Linked DNA regions of Homo sapiens: regions 1, 2 and 4 are each linked to region 3. Evidence: chromatin contacts called from ENCODE Hi-C or POLR2A ChIA-PET data. All regions are on one chromosome and are shown on one strand. The core of a region is the stretch at or near the end of the contact, and the rest is flanking DNA. Distances in the headings are between cores, read along the strand shown.

What was found. Hi-C counts contacts between places; a loop is a spot of excess contacts on that map. ChIA-PET counts read pairs that join two places held with the same protein, here RNA polymerase II (POLR2A). Pooled maps may share reads with other maps.
Region 1: a map of CD8-positive, alpha-beta T cell shows a loop between it and region 3 (4-fold over the local background). The contact joins the promoter of ACVR1C here to the enhancer-like site in region 3. A Hi-C loop is called at or near these places in 5 of 168 maps with a recorded cell type or tissue (CD4-positive, alpha-beta T cell, CD4-positive, alpha-beta memory T cell, CD8-positive, alpha-beta T cell and 1 more), 1 of 37 single-sample maps with no recorded cell type and 11 of 50 pooled maps. POLR2A ChIA-PET finds 5 or more read pairs at or near these places in 2 of 52 experiments (activated T-cell and naive thymus-derived CD8-positive, alpha-beta T cell).
Region 2: a loop to region 3 is called in a map with no recorded cell type, with 19 times the contacts of the local background. The contact joins two enhancer-like sites. A Hi-C loop is called at or near these places in 1 of 168 maps with a recorded cell type or tissue (GM12878), 8 of 37 single-sample maps with no recorded cell type and 13 of 50 pooled maps. POLR2A ChIA-PET finds 5 or more read pairs at or near these places in 1 of 52 experiments (GM12878).
Region 4: a map of CD4-positive, alpha-beta memory T cell shows a loop between it and region 3 (8-fold over the local background). The contact joins two enhancer-like sites. A Hi-C loop is called at or near these places in 2 of 168 maps with a recorded cell type or tissue (CD4-positive, alpha-beta memory T cell and naive thymus-derived CD4-positive, alpha-beta T cell), 4 of 37 single-sample maps with no recorded cell type and 9 of 50 pooled maps. POLR2A ChIA-PET finds 5 or more read pairs at or near these places in 7 of 52 experiments (CD4-positive, alpha-beta memory T cell, T-cell, activated CD4-positive, alpha-beta T cell and 4 more).

Annotation. Positions count from the first base shown.
Region 1 is chr2:157,627,510-157,630,209 of GRCh38, reverse strand. It overlaps ACVR1C (activin A receptor type 1C), which reads left to right and starts at 1,346. Exons shown (of 9, transcript NM_145259.3): 1 at 1,346-1,638. The coding sequence starts at 1,566. RefSeq lists a silencer at 1,402-1,631.
Region 2 is chr2:158,189,727-158,192,426 of GRCh38, reverse strand. All of the region lies in intron 11 of CCDC148 (coiled-coil domain containing 148), which reads left to right. The region is part of intron 3 of CCDC148-AS1 (CCDC148 antisense RNA 1); the gene reads right to left. Among named protein-coding and RNA genes, the nearest start is that of CCDC148-AS1, 24 kb to the right of the region's middle. RefSeq lists an enhancer at 892-1,051. Within about 2 kb of position 1,271, at least 2 of the 41 ENCODE cell types and tissues checked have a DNase peak (open chromatin) inside an H3K27ac peak, as active enhancers do.
Region 3 is chr2:157,897,361-157,900,060 of GRCh38, reverse strand. All of the region lies in intron 1 of LOC105373714 (a long non-coding RNA gene), which reads right to left. Among named protein-coding and RNA genes, the nearest start is that of ACVR1, 22 kb to the right of the region's middle. Within about 2 kb of position 1,345, at least 6 of the 41 ENCODE cell types and tissues checked have a DNase peak (open chromatin) inside an H3K27ac peak, as active enhancers do; they include CD4-positive, alpha-beta T cell and CD8-positive, alpha-beta T cell, where a contact is called at or near this core.
Region 4 is chr2:157,403,168-157,405,867 of GRCh38, reverse strand. No RefSeq gene overlaps it. Among named protein-coding and RNA genes, the nearest start is that of CYTIP, 40 kb to the left of the region's middle. RefSeq lists silencers at 1,160-1,259, 1,290-1,339. Within about 2 kb of position 1,352, at least 6 of the 41 ENCODE cell types and tissues checked have a DNase peak (open chromatin) inside an H3K27ac peak, as active enhancers do.

The DNA of each region.
Region 1 (2,700 bases), core at 97-2,596, 270 kb after region 3:
ATCTCCAGTTTTTTGTTTGTTTGGATCCAGGATAAAACAAGAACAAAGTTTTTTTGTGCTTAGGAATATAAGATGGTGGCAGAAAAGATCCTCAGGATGCCACCCACATCTCAAAGTCCAACAACCATCTCATCTCCCATACTGTGATCCTTTGATAATAAAGTCAATTACATACAACATTTCACCATAGGTCTTTCATAGAACTTAGAACACCTAGCATATAATTTAGTCCTGAGCTAGGTGAAGAAGCAAGAAATGTTTTACTCTAAAGCAATTTTTATGACGCTATCACTTTTCAAGGAACCCCCAACAGTAGTAATAACACCAGTATTGTATTCTTGCTTTTTCGCGTTGTTCAGATTGAAATAATCCCATTCACTTTAATGTTCAGGCTCCATAGGTGAATTGAATTTAATTTCTATAAATTGGTAATGTTGCCGTTGTCCTTATATTTTCAGGCACAATCCAGGCCTTATATTTTCAGGCACCCGTTTGACAGTTAGCCTCTAGGGATTAAACAATACTCAAACAAGTTTTTCATATACTACTTTAAACAATTCTTCCCCTTCCCTTAATCCGTGTGTGTGTGTGTGTGTGTGTGTGTGTGTGTGTGTGTGTGTGTATGTTCCCTTAGTTCTTCAATTGCTGAAGTTGTAGCTGCCGAAATTATCTTCCATAGGTGAGGTCTTTTACCACCAGACGTGGGTCACACATTGTAGATGGCCACATCACCTGGCGCAGGTGGTCCAGCTTTGGTCGCCATTCATAGAGGGAAGGGTTCCCAAAAGGCACCCAAGAAGAGATGAAGTTTGTTAAACCAAAGCTTATAGGTCCAGAAGGCAGTCGGACAACTGGTCATTTCCAGGGATGAACAGAGAGGGCGCCCTTCCCCAGAGGCACAAATGGCCAGGACGCAGGGGTGGGACAAGCCAGTAGGAAGCCCGCGGGGCTCTCACAGCGCAACCTGGTTGGACTTAAGGACCCTGGACAACAAACGTCAGGAGAGCTAGGAGGCTGGCTCTTCTGCGGGAGGTTATAGAGCGGATCACCTGGGCGCAATCGCCGCGTAGTTGAAGTTTCCCTAAAGTCTCAGTGGGGCTTTTCCTCCCGTGAGAAGCCCCATTCCTGAGTATCTAGTCCCGGAGGCTCCGCACTGCTTCCCCACGCCCCCTCTTTCTTCGCCCCAGCTCTGGGCGATCTCACTGCCGGGCACAGGGCCGCCTTTGCCTGCCTGCCCTGCAGCAGCAGGCCCGGGCGGCTGCGAGAGGGCGCAGGGGGCGGAGGCGCGGCAGGGGCGGGCTCTGCCGCCCGCCCCACCACCCGCTCCCCGCCCGGCTGCGGGGCCAGTGGCAGGAGCGCCGCGCACCGCCAGCCGCAGGGGGCGTGGGATGGGGGCGGCCGGGGAGGGGGGCGCCCACACTGACTAGAGCCAACCGCGCACTTCAAAAGGGTGTCGGTGCCGCGCTCCCCTCCCGCGGCCCGGGAACTTCAAAGCGGGCCGTGCTGCCCCGGCTGCCTCGCTCTGCTCTGGGGCCTCGCAGCCCCGGCGCGGCCGCCTGGTGGCGATGACCCGGGCGCTCTGCTCAGCGCTCCGCCAGGCTCTCCTGCTGCTCGCAGCGGCCGCCGAGCTCTCGCCAGGTACGGTGCTGGTTTCTCTCCCGACGCCCGCGAGGGTGGGAGCTGGGAGGAGGTCTGCGGGTGAGCACGGGGGTGGGGGACAGGGGGTGCTCCGAGCAAACTGACCTTCGGGGCGGACAGGGAAGCGCCAGTCGGATTGAGGGGGCGCGGGATAGGGTGCAGCGTGGGCACCTGACGTCTGGCAGCCGTAGGGGTAGACAGGTGTGTTGGGGACGAAGCCGCCCGGAAGAGGGAAAAGGCAGCAGGGACGTGGGGGAATAAGTAGTAGGGGTGAGGTGGGTGACTAATTTGTGGGCAGTTTGCAGCGGAGAAAATAGGAGAGCGTTTGTGGGTGCGCGCATGGCTGGGAGCTGGGTTCACCCTGCAGGGACCTGGAGGGCTGCAGGTATGCGTCGGACGCGCTCTGTGCTAAGCCCCTGAGAGCTGCTCAAGGATGGTGGCATGGTGGTGGTGGGAGGTGGTGATTTAGTCTGAGTTTTAGGAGGCGGGGAATACCCCAAAAGCCGCAGATGCCAAGCTATGGAGGCGAGAGTGGGAGCTTAAATCTGTGTGGTTTGCAACGCACATTGCTTTCGAGGTACGATCTTTACTCAGAGTTCCTGGGGAAAAAAATTCTGGCAAGCGCCCCAGAGTTTATAACAGGTCTGTGCCTTGATAGGCTAAATAGAGCCCTCTACCCAATCTAGAAGCCAGACGTTTCTTTATAATGTTTACTAGAAAGTGGGGCAAATGCATCTTTGGTAAAATCATAATATGCTGTGACTAAAAGCCCTTTACCTCGAAAACTATTTTCATTACATTGTCCTGGATTATGCAGAGGAGGAGCAGATTCTTTGCTAACTCATTCTTTAAAAATTTCTATCAGACATTGAAGACATTTGCACATAAAAATCTGGTGTTTTCCCATAGAGCTGTGTTTTGTCCGAAGCTGATTTTGATGCATTTTGTTTTCCCAGATGACAATCTGTTTGACATTAATAGCTATATTCATGGTGGGTCGTTTTCCTCTTAGTGACATGTGCAAGAGAATGATTTGAATGATATGATTGCTGTCATGTACAG
Region 2 (2,700 bases), core at 22-2,521, 290 kb before region 3:
TCTACCCTTCCCCAGCTGCTTTCCAAGTTTTAGATTTAATTATAATCCAGACATCCGACTAAAGTTTACAAATCGTGAGTTGTTGGAAGCCTGTTTTATTCTCTGGCCCACGACCCTCCTCTAGCAATTTCTCTGTTTCCTTTGAGAGAGATATCCAAAGAGAGACCCATATGGACATCTCTAGCTTAATGTAGGAAGGGAAAAGACAGGGTTTCTTGAGGTTTATTTCTGTCCATACTTGAATAAAGCTGGCGAGAAGATATATACATGTTTCCTTTAAAAGAGGGGGCTATCAGTGATCTACATATTATTTGTAAGTTCATCTGAATCTCTGTCCAGTTTATTGCTTTATCTTTTCCAGTAAAGTTGGTTCCCTGTTAATTTAATTAATTTTACTATCTTTGACTTTATTGTCTGAGTGTTGATGAAAGCAACACATCTCTCTCTCTTTGCCTTTCTTGAACATAACCTTTGGCATCTCACCTGAAAAAACTACAGGGTAGGTAACAGAGTTCCCCAAGTAGGCACTGGAGATGGGCTCTCCTCCTGAAATCCAAACACCAGGGTTCACTTGGCAGAACTCTAGGGTGAACTGCTTTGTAGAGTTGTCTGTCTCCAAAGAAAAAAAAGGAACAGTGATTCCGGAGCTCAATTCCAAAAGCTGAATTCTGAGACAAAACGGAAACTGCTAAGGTAGGTGTGACTTGGCAGAGTCACCAAAGAAGCTAGTTGAAACTCTATAGCCAGAGGAAATCAGCATTTGAGAAAGCCAAAGGAAAAAAGCACTAGAAAAAGTCACACCCAATACATAAATATATTTTATCATTTGTTTTTTTAAAGCATGTTTAAAATGCCTAGCCAAAACTTTAGCTAATGAAAATATTTTACTTGGGGGGATTAGAAGGGTTACTTAAAAAGTAGAAGAAAAAACCCCGAAGGCGTTTGTGAAAATAACTGTTCTGCTCCACTGACTTTCTTTTTTAACCTCAAATGTTAAAGAGGCTGTTTGTGAAGCCTCTTCGCTGATCATTTCCTAGGCTGAAAGAAAATCAAGGTTTACTTCTTTGCTGTGGGCGGCTGAATCACTACAAAAACCTTTGGTCCTTTTGATGTTTGCTTTCTACAGAAGTTCTGAGAGATCTGGGAAGGAAGAAAGAGAATGTAATGGGGATTTTTCAAACAGCATTAGAGAAGCCATGTTTTATTAATCTTATTTACTTAAATCATTTGTTTGAGGGAGAAGACTGTGGTTTCTTTTGTGGTCTCAGTGCCCTCTCGGTTCAGCAGTGCTGCTAAAGAAGGGAACCCAGTTCCATCATCATAATCATACAGATGTCTATCTCCAGAAAAACGAGGACCAATTAAAATCAGTTCTCACAATAAGTAGCCGAAGTTAAAAATAGATAGAACTAGACCGAAATATTATGACTTGATAACACGGTGGTATATTTTATTAGCATGTCTTTTTAAAGCTCAATACTAAAGCAATGCCTCTTTTAGTATTTGTGATTCTGAAAACACATTTATGAAAACCTTGGGCATCAGGAATTATGTGTCTTATGAGAATTTTTCAGCTGAAAAAAACCTCTCCAATAAAACTAATCACCCATGCTTATCATTTTCTTACTTTTAAAAGCATTATTTTGCTTTACAAACAAAATTAGCATAAGAATTTAAAGAAAGGTTCCAATGTTATGAGGTAAACCCTCAACAAAAGTTCCCTTCTTACACAACTGTTAAAATGATTATATGGCCTCATGAAGATTTTTTAAATGCAATACATATTAATTGTGGAGTTAAACTATATCTACCATAAACCATTTGTGAGTTCAAGAGTCACTGTGCAAATTACCCAATTAGTATCAAATGGCAGATGTCTTTTGTTAGTGAGTTCATATGATGGCAAGTGACAGGTGCCTCTAAGTATTCAAAATCCAGATGTAAGCTCTGCCTTTGTCTACTTGATAGGTGTTTCTAATTGCTCTGGGTTTTTGGTTTGTTTTGCAGAAATATGATTGTTATACATTTACATATATGGCACTTTGTATAAATGTGCTGAATAAATGAATGTATTAGAGGCAATTGGGCAAATAAATGCTGATCTGCCTGGGTGGCCTTTTAAATTTCAGTTCATGATAAATAATTTCTGAAAGCCAACATTATTTCTGCCTGTGCTGTCCCTCCAAAATCATGATCCTAGCAAGTCTGTATCATGGTCGTGGATGTCATGCCTCAGTTTGGCTTTTAGCATTCATGGCTCCTTATTCTCAAAAGGAACTGACACTAGATTTGTTCTCCAGTAATTCAATTTCTCTTCCAGCTTCTCAAATGATTAAATATCTTACAAAGACATACTCACTGACTAATTAGACAGGCTTAAAGGAATAATGTATATTTAATTTATTCTTACATTTTTATTTTGCCAACTCCTGTGTCCTGTTATTTACCTACAGCTTAGGATATTCAATAGAATGCTTTCCATCACTTTTTAATTTCACTCATCATTTATTCTATGTTTCTTTCATTTATTGGTGCATATCTTCTGTGTTTTAGGCACTCTGCTAGTTCTTGGGGATACACAGGAGATTAAGTCATAGCCACTAGACTCAGGAAGTATACAGTCTAGTAGACAAGACATGAAAACAGAAACTATAATACAAAGCAGGAAGTGTCTATGTGTCTATGCCATTCAGTTTGTTT
Region 3 (2,700 bases), core at 96-2,595:
AGACCATCCTGGCCAAAATGGTGAAACCCTGTCTCTACTAAAAATACAAAAATTAGCTGGGCATTGTGGCATGTGCCTGTAGTCCCAGCTACTTGGGAGGCTGAGGTAGGAGAATTGCTTGAACCTGGGAGGTGGAGGTTGCAGTGAGCCGGGATTGCGCATCTGTACTCCAGCCTGGTAACACAGAGAGGTTCTGTCTCAAAAAAAAGAAAGAAAGAAAAAAAAAAGAAATGCTGAGGGACAAATATAACCCGAAACATAACCATAAAACCTTTGGAAACTTAAACGAGAAACAAACTCTGAGTACACTTGTCTCAAGTCTACCTTTAAGCCATCCTCTACAGCCCTTGCACTCCAGTCCTCTTCTTTTGTCCATGCAAACATGGTGACCAATGAGATTCTTCACTGTTTACAATGGTGTGCTCCACTATCATCCCCTGGTTTTTCCATGTGGCAAACTCCGTAACTGGAAACCCTTTCTATTCTAGCTGTTTAGTACATAACTCCTAAAGTTCTCTCTTCTCGTCAGCTTTAAATGACTTCATGGTTGGTTTTGCTTTTATTTTTCTCTGAGGTTTCAATGTACAATTCCAGGAACTAGCTATCTCTATCAACCTGAAACTGTGCCTGGGTTCTACGTTGATAATTTTTTACTAAGCCACAGGGACCATCTGGTCTAAGGTCATGACTCTGTTTGCCATTTGTGCAGCTGCCTGCACATCTGTAGGTTCCGATGCATTCTTTTATTATTGTCTGCTTTCTATTGCATGTTGTCAAAGGCCTGGGGACTGCATCTGTTTGAATTTTGTCTGTAGGGCTCCGAACATAGAGCAGTGTGTGGTTGGGAACACAGAAAACATTACTTTCAGCAAACTGGATTCATAAAGAGTCATGATGAATGGAAATGATGAGGGAGATTTGAGCCCAGGAATAGGGACTGGGTTTCCTATTTACCTCCTCACTAACAATGATGCTTTTAAATGTTCTCGCTCTGAACAACTTTATCAATGCTTTGAGCTGAGACCCACTCACATAATGATTATTTCCTTGTAAGTACTTATTATTTAGTTGAGTTAGCTCTTTCAATATGAAGTTTTTATACTGGTTTTTAGAATTGTTCACCATACATTCTCTTTAACATGTATTCTCTTAGTCTCTCTTTCTGTCTCTGTCTCTCTCTACACACACACACACACACACACACAAACACACACACACGTTCATTTGAACTCAGGTTTTAATGCTGGGTCTATACTTGGCCAACATCTTCAAGGTCACTAATGTTACTTCTTGCCTCTGCTGTGTGGGAGCCAGAGTGTGAGTCATCAGGGTGAATAATGCCTCTGTGATACTACCAGATTGTGTTTGTCTCCACTTCAAAGCTCTTAGTTTTAACAGAATAGTATTTCTCCATCCCGCCCACCCAAACAGCAGTCTAGATGGCTGAGAGGCAACAGTTATATGAACAGTAGTATCATTTCCATAGGATGGGCTACTCCCCACCCGACCCATATTCCTCAAAAAACCTGCAGGACCCTTTATAGAAGTTCTCAGGCAACATTCTAGTCAGGTTTTGTTGACTAGAGATTACAGCTCATCACCTCTTTTTTTTTTCTTCTTTCCTTCCTCCTTCCTTCCTTCCTTCCTCTCTCTCCCCCTTCCCTTCCTCTCTCCTTTCCCTTCCCTTTCCCTTTCCATTTTTGAGAGGGAGTCTCACTCTGTCACCCAGGCTGGAGTGCAGTGGCGCAATCTTGGCTCACCGTAACCTCCGCCTCCCGGGTTCAAGCGATTCTCCTGCCTCAGCCTCCCGAGTAGCTGGGATTACTGGCGCTACCACCACACCCGACTAATTTTTTTGTATTTTGAGTACAGATGGGGTTTCACCATGTTACCCAGGATGGTCTCAATCTCCTGACCTCATGATCCACCAGCCTCGGCCTCCTAAAGTGCTGGGATTACAGACATGAGCCACTGTGCCTGGCCTCCTTCCTTCCTTTTCTTTCCATTCTTTTTTTGCCTCACATAGGTCTATAAATCTGCCATTTCTGATCCATCTTCAGTGATCTTTTTTTTTTCATAGTTCACTGCAACCTCGAACTCCTGGGTCCAAGCAATCCTCCCATCTCAGCCTCCCAAGTAGCTTGAACTACAAGTGTGCACCACGGCACCTGTTTTTCAGTTACTGCTCTTCCCTTTAATCTTTCACTTTCTTTTTCATTCACCAAAGACTTTATGACTGAGTTTGTCAAAAAAAAAAAAAAAAAAAAAGAGAAGCAGTGAAAGGAAGAACAGAAGAAAGGAAGCAAGCAAGCAAGCAAGCAAGCAAGCAAGCAAGCAAGCAAGCAAGCAAGCCAGACAGACAGAAAGAGAAAGACCAGACATGGTGGCTCATGCCTGCAAGCCCAGCACTTTGAGAGGCTGAGGCAGGCAGATTGGTTGAGTCCAGGAGCTCAAGACCAGCCTGGGCAATGTGGTGAAACCCCGTCTCTACAAAAAATACAAAAATCAGTTGGGCATGGTGCACATGTAGTCCCAGCTACTCAGAAGGCTGAGGTGGGAGGATTGCTTGAGCCCGGGAGGTTGAGGCTGCAGTGGGCTATGATCATACCACTGCACTCTAGCCTAGGCAACAGAGCAAGACCTTCTCTCAAAAACAAAAACAAACCAAAAAAAGTCTTTAAACCCAAGAATCAACTCCCA
Region 4 (2,700 bases), core at 103-2,602, 490 kb after region 3:
AACTAAAGAGCTTCTGCACATCAAAACAAACTACCATCAGAGAGAACAGGCATGGGAGAAAATTTTTGCAATCATCTACTCATCTGACAAAGGGCTAATATCCAGAATCTGCAAAGAACTCAAACAAATTTACAAGAAAAAAAACAAACAACCCCATCAACAAGTGGGTGAAGGATATGAACAGACACTTCTCAAAAGAAGACATTTATGCAGCCAACAGACACATGAAAAAATGCTCATCATCACTGGCCATCAGAGAAATGCAAATCAAAACCACAATGAGATACCATCTCACACCAGTTAGAATGGTGATCATTAAAAAGTCAGGGAACAACAGGTGCTGGAGAGGATGTGAAGCAATCCTCTTTTACACTAGAAACACTTTTACACTGTTGGTGGGACTGTAAACTAGTTCAGCTATTGTGGAAGTCAGTGTGGTGATTCCTCAAGTATCTAGAACTAGAAATACCATTTGACCCAGCAATCCCATTACTGGGTATATACCCAAAGGATTATAAATCATGCTGCTATAAAGACATATGCACACGTATGTTTATTGTGGCACTATTCACAATAGCAAAGACTTGGAACAAACCCAAATGTCCAGCAATGATAGACTGGATTAAGAAAATGTGGCACATATACACCATGGAATACTATGCAGCCTTAAAAAATGATGAGTTCATGTCCTTTGTAGGGACATGGATGAAGCTGGAAACCATCATTCTCAGCAAACTATTGCAAGGACAAAAAACCAAACACCTCATGTTCTCACTCATAGGTGGGAATTGAACAATGAGAACACATGGACACAGGAAGGGGAACATCACACACTGGGGCCTGTTGTGGGGTGGGGGGAGGGGGGAGGGATAGCATTAGGAGATATACCTAATGTTAAATGACAAGTTAATGGGTGCAGCACACCAACATGGCACATGTATACATATGTAACAAACCTGCATGTTGTGCACATGTACCCTAAAACTTAAAGTATAATAATAAAAAAAAGAAATGAGCTTGCTAGACAATGCTATTTATTATTATAAAAATTGCTTAATTATAATAACTCTACCATTTTTGGTTATCAATAAATGATGTAAGTAAATTTTAAAAGTATAAACTAAAAATAGGAAAAACATAGAAAATGATAATGAGTAGGGATCTGATCCCAACCAGCTGTATTTGAAGACATGGTTGTTATTTCCTCACCACAATATGTGACATTTTATTCTGAGTTTCAAAACTACAGACAGAACCACTGATTAAAAACAGGATGTGGGTGAATAGTCATGCATGAGACTACCTGGATGAGACATGAGCTAATCTAGTGGTTCTAAAACAGCAGCCTCCCGTCAAATGCTGGCTTGCTGCTTCAGAATCACCTGAGCAACTCGTAAAGGTGCAGATTCTCAGGCATTGGGCCCCAGAGATTCTGTTGAATAGGCCTGGGTGGGTTTCAGAAGTCTTTGTATAAACAAGTTCCCTAAAAGATTCTTGCATTAATAGCTAGGAACCATGTTTTGAGAAACACTACCCTGGAAGTTTATAATTTCTCTGTTAGCTCTGGTGTTGGTGAACTGTAATCGGGATGGAGTATAAGCAAAATGATAAAAAATGTCAAAAATATTAAAAGTGTCTTAAGAAGAAAGCTACCTCCTAATAACCTCCTCTTAGATTTTCCAACATGAATGTATGAAATTTCCATGCTTTTCAACATCATTTTCTGCATGTAACCATGACTCCTAGTCTGCTGAAGTGGAAGCCATCTAGAAGGAGTTCCCTCAATTCCCTTGCCTCCAATGATTTCTATCTCCTTTTTCTCTTTGCTGGTATTTCTAACTGAAATGAATGCATGTCTTTCCCACTTCTTACATCTTTACTTTCCCACAGACTTCTTTCTTCAGGCCAGCAAATACTTTTTATTTTTACCTATTCTGAGCTTAACCAGTAAAACCTGCATTATCAGCATGAACAGAAGATCATATCTCTTCAATATGTAAATTAATTTCCTAAGCCCCTGATTGCTAGATTCAGCATTGGAAACTAACCTTTATTGATCATGTTTCCATTTTCTGTCCTAAATCTTTTGAAAATGCTGGGATCTTACTTGGTGGTGCTTCCACACTTCTGAAAAGAGAAATGGATAATTGAAAAAGCCACAAGTCGGGGAGGTTACAAGACAGCCGAATAGGAACAGCTCCAGTCTACAGCTTCCAGTGTGAGCGATGCAGAAGATGGGTGATTTCTGCATTTCCAACTGAGGTACCGGGTTCATTTCACTGGGGCTTGTTGGATAGTGGGTGCAGCCCACGGAGTGTGAGCTGAAGCAGGGCGAGGCATCACCTCACCCGGGAAGTGCAAGGGGTCAGGGAATTCCCTTTCCTAGCCAAGGGAAGCCGTGACAGATGGCACCTGGAAAATCGGGTCACTTCCACCCTAATACTGCACTTTTTCAATGGTCTTAGCAAATGGCACACCAGGAGATTAGATCCTGTGCCTGGCTCACTGCTAGCACAGCAGTCTGAGATTGAACTGCAAGGCGGCAGTGAGGGTGGGGGAGAGGCACCTGCCATTGCTGAGGCTTGAGTAGGTAAACAAAGTGGCAGGGAAGCTCGAACTGGGAGGAGCCCTCTGCAGTTCAAGTAGGCTTGCCTGCGTCTGTAGACTCCACCTCTGGGGGCAGGGCATAGCTGAACAAAA